Regions from separate parts of the Homo sapiens genome. Here region 2 is linked to region 1. A link is a loop called in an ENCODE intact Hi-C map of the cell type or tissue named here. Cell type or tissue: chondrocyte. All regions are shown on one strand.

The links. Hi-C counts contacts between places; a loop is a spot of excess contacts. Peaks named below come from ENCODE experiments on the same cell type or tissue, not always from the same donor. Only the 100,000 strongest peaks of a DNase experiment are listed, where the experiment ranks them.
Region 2: a loop joins it to region 1, with 4 times the contacts of the local background. A loop is called at or near these places in 4 of 110 quality-filtered maps.

What each region holds. Positions count from the first base shown.
Region 1 is chr3:17,429,933-17,432,432 of GRCh38, forward strand. All of the region lies in intron 3 of TBC1D5 (TBC1 domain family member 5), which reads right to left. Among named protein-coding and RNA genes, the nearest start is that of TBC1D5, 310 kb to the right of the region's middle. In chondrocyte, a CTCF peak has its summit at 1,223; no DNase peak of the experiment used is centred here.
Region 2 is chr3:18,388,125-18,390,624 of GRCh38, forward strand. All of the region lies in intron 7 of SATB1 (SATB homeobox 1), which reads right to left. Among named protein-coding and RNA genes, the nearest start is that of SATB1, 36 kb to the right of the region's middle. In chondrocyte, CTCF peaks have their summits at 1,203 (motif pointing left) and 1,421; no DNase peak of the experiment used is centred here.

The sequences.
Region 1 (2,500 bases):
AACAAAAAATCCTAAAATGGATTACAACACTTAAAAATGGTGACAATTTATAGAAGAAAATAATCCAAAAACATATAAATGTTTAAAATTAACCTAGCTAGGTATAAGTTGCTAATTCTTTGAAAACATGGGTATGGTATTACTCATACAGCACCCTTCATTTTCTTTTAAAAATTAATAATATTATAATAAACTAAAAAGATGTAAGGAAAATTAGTCTCTGTCTTGCTAAATGAAAATTTCCTACAACACATGTTATTTAACAGCTTGCAGACATTTCCTGTGAAACGTTCCATAATCAGCATAGAATAAGTACTATATTATACATTTAAAATATGAGCTTCTTTCTCGTTAAAACTAAAGATTATGATTAAACATGAAAAATAACACCAATAGAATAGTTCTTCCTTTAAGGTGATATTTATCAGATCAAATATAAAATCCTTCAAATAATTAAGAGAATTTGGCTTTATAAACAACCAGGTTTTATCATATTATAAAGGTTTTATTTAATTTAAAACTGTTTCCAAATGAAACTATCACATTAAATGTAACTTTCAAGGTGCAAAAAAATGGTAATAGGGAAAAAAAAAGCAGTTTTTCTTTCTCAAAAACATAGCAAATAAGGAGTACAATTGTTTCACTAACAATATTAGAGAAAAGATTTCAGAGTTGGCTATATGGGGAAAAGGCAATAAAGTTTTGAAGCGGGAAAAACGCTTTGTTCCCTCAATCCTCTAGTTGAAATTAATTATGGCAAATGTTTATGAAAACATCTGTTCCTTACAGTTATAAACTCTTAATTTTAGTATGGACGATCCCAGACTCTTATTTTGGAAGGAAACTGTCTGACTATGGAAAGGTTTACAAAAGAACAGACAGAATCTGTAATTCTGTAAAATTGTGTATACAATGTGCTACATCCTGTAGAGATTTTCCTTGGTGTGAAACATTTGGAGAGGCTTAATACCAGTAACTAGGAGAAATCAAAGACAAACAGAAAGGCTCATTTTTCATTTAAGCTATAATATGATAAAAAACATATCTGTAACACCAGAAAACAACTTCCGCCAGTTTGGGAAATAAACAAGTGTTACTTTACTACTGAATCTAATTTGGAGGTAAGTATAATAAAATAAGTATTAATTTTATAAGGGATTAAAGTAAATGAAATGACAATACAATCATGGGAACGTATATGTAGTGTTTCCCAAAAATAACAACAGAGGGTGCAAGAGAGTTTACTATGATGTTTTTACTTGCTATTCTGATCCTTGAACTAAGTTGTCAGGTAGCCGTAACTGTAACAAAGATGCATCATACACACACATACAAATACAGTATTAATGTAATCTTACACAAAGACTATTAAATGGTCAAACAGCACAAATATCTAAAATGTGGTTTAAGATAATAGGCTTCCTCTTACCTGAAAATAATTTAACTAATCTGCAATTTTTAGAATACAGTTGTAACTTTAAAGGTATTTCAATATCTAATGTAAAGTAACCAGTAAAAGAATCTAGATGTCTTTATTGAGTATATTTTGAATACATGCATGAATTATATAAAATAAATAACATATGTGTAACTATATATTTATAACATTGTACAACATATATCTATAAGAACAATTCATCAATTACTTGTGACCGTAAGTTTGAAATTTATATAACATTCATTTCTCATTAATTGGTATGCAACTTTCCTAATGGGTTCATAATATTCAATGAAAATAAATTGCTGATTTGCAAAAATATGCTGATAGTTACATTGGCTTAAATTATAAGAAAATGCATAATATTGCTTAATAGTAATTTCTAACATGTGTATCTAACTTACTAAGCCAGAAAGGATAACTGTGACTTAAATTTCAAAACAGAATGAATGGAATTTCAGACTCCCTTTTAGCTTTAACTGAAGTCATGTTTAACAAAGGGCATTTTTGGTTCCATCTGTGCACTGTTGAAATCTTTCTAAAGGGAGGTTTACAATAGATTTCTGTAGTATTTTTTTATACACAAACATCTAGTTCATGAAGAGAGAACCAGAGATTTTTAAACTAGGTTAAGTTAAAAACAGCCAGAATAACACTATAAATAATCACGCCTACTCAAATGTGTCTTCAGTTTACATGTGAAAACATCAAGTTTTAGACTATCACATCACACTAGGTATGAATTCTGAAAAGTATTACATAATAAAGAAAAGGTTTTATCTTTGAATCATTAGAGAACTGTCAACATACACAGTCTGGGTGGGGTATTTAATAGTAAGATGGGGAAAAATGACTTGGTTCAAACTAAGATGAAAACAAAGCTATGAGTTTAGTGTAAAGACCTGAAAGCCTTTGTGTCTTTTAAAGGAATTAGTATATACCAATGAAATGTTTTAGTTAACTTTAAAATCCTTTAAAAAAATGATTTTTAAAAATCTATGAATAAAGTATATTCATGTGTTGACACACAGTGAAGGCAAAGCATAATGACTCAGCATTATC
Region 2 (2,500 bases), 960 kb after region 1:
AGAATGAAGGGCATGTGTCCTTAGGATACTAACGAGTAATGCTGTAACTGTGTCTACACAAGAGCAAAACATCTAGTCAATTTAACTAAAATTCAGTCAAACAGGCAGTCAATCATCCAGCTATTTAATTTGCACAAGGCCACCTAATTAGTTTGACTGTGTTTCTGATGTGCCATATTGAAAGTAAAACATTCAGGTCTCAAAAAAAAAAAGTTTGAAAATAGGTGTAATGAAATAACCCTTGCTCTTTACTCCTCTCCACCAAATGTTATGTCTTAAAAAATGTACTTGACAAAGCAATATATTCTCAACTACACAGATATGGATACATGAAAACATCAGTATAAACACAATATGCTACAAATTCCTTGAGCATAATAATCTAATATTCACTTTCATCATCCCAGCACAATGTCTCTCATGTAAATGTTTGATAAGTATTTACTAAATGGACTGATCATGTGTATAAAGACCACAATGGAGAAAACAATCACAAACAGGTGATAGAAACTTAAGAACAAGATGTGTTACCCATGAGTCAATTCTAGTAGTAGTTATTAGCACTCATGTTGGGCCTACAGTGAAAAGTTCTGTGGCATTTTTTGAGATGTTTTTCCTAATTGTCTAATAATTAAAAAAATTAGATTAGGGCAAAACATAGTTATAAATATTTAGGATGTTATTTGGGAAACTTGAAATTAGGTATTTAAAAATCCCAAATAACAAAGTACTATATCACATATTTCTATCAAAAATATTTCCTGAGGCAGCAGAGATCTATAGTGAGAAAGTCAAATACAGGAAAACATACAAAATAATATTCTTTCTCAAGTCTTGCTAACATATAAGACTAAGTCATTTCCATATGGTTGAGATTGGAAGGTAGTTATGTCACTTGGGAGAAAATTTTAAAAGTTCTCTACCTATATTTTGATGTTGGTGTGACTTCCTATTTAAGCATACAAGTGTTTTTAGGGGCAAAGCATTTTACTACCACTTAATTATTCTACTGGAACAAGGTTTTTTGTTCGTCTGAAATATGTTGATGGTATAAAGTGATGTTTCAAACCCTGAAACACTCAAAGAGCTTTAAAGCAGCCAGTGTAGACAGTCTCAGGTGTTTCAGAAACCTTTGGGTTTTTTTTTTTTTTTTTTTGGCCCAGAGCTTTCAATGAGGGGAGTGCCCCCTGGTGGAAATGCTTGAAAATATTGTCAGAAAACATTTTGATTAGTGATAATTACTTAAAAAAAAAAGTCACTTTAGAATAATTTTGGATGCAAAATGACTGCTATCAGATCCCAGATATGGGAATGTATGTTTTGGTCCTGTTCAGGTTGTTGTTACTTGAATAGCTGCACTCATATTTATATGCTGAATTCAAGATATATGTGGCCACCAGTTCCCATATCCTATAATTGAAGACATAGTACAGACTTGCCAAGGTCATTTGTAGTACTGCCCACACAGTGGACAGTAAGCGTGACCTTTTACCAAAAATTCTTCATGCTAAAAAATAGTATGAAAAGGCCATCATGTACCTTATTTATGTCATAGAATATGCTGAAACATCAGGACTAAAATATGTCATCAGTATCAAGAATCATTGGCGCTCAATAAATTTGTTGAATTAAATTAAACAAAATCATTAGTCATTCTTGTGTCTGAAAAGAACCTGAGAACTTGTATGTTATGTAGGAAGTTACCAGTACCTCATAAATATTCATTTTATTGAAAATCAGAAGCTGCCTTTCATTGGGACTTCACATCTTACCAATAATTAGATGTGTGCTGTATCTATGAAAACACAAAATTGTTTTGCATTGTCATTACATAGCGGTTAAGTCAGAGTTCTAATTTTTTCAACTAAAGAATGAATTTACTGCTGAATTCCTAAACCTGTTTTTACATTCCAAAAACAGTTTACAAGTTATTACAAGTAAAATTCATTAGTAGTTGTAAAAGAAAGAAAAAACCTCCAATAAATATTATCAGTATTTCCAAAAGCTAATTATGAATTCTTTAAAACAGCAGATAAGCGAAAGAGACTGCCAATCTGAACAAAAAGGCTGTCTGGCCTCCCGTTTGTCTCCTCTTTGAACATAATCACTGATTCAAATAGATTTTATCAGCTTCATGGAACTTCAAAGCCCTCAGGAAGAAAATATGATTTGATGAAACCTCCCTCCTAAAAAGAAAATACATAGAATATTCTTCAAGGCTACCTGCCTCTGTTGTTTGGTGAATTTTTAATCCTATGTCCAGGTAAAAGACTATTTTCAAACTCCACCTACTACCATGGATTCATGCCAAGTAAGTTTTAAGTAGACACATTTATCTCTGTCGTTTGGCAGGCTAACCAGAGAGCTGTCTTGTTGGGGTAATAGCACCTTTTTACCTTTTATTCAATAGTGATATGGATAGTGGACTTTTCTTAAATTACACTGTGAAGAATTATAGAAACACAGTAGCAATTTCTGTTATACTTAAGCAGGCAAATTT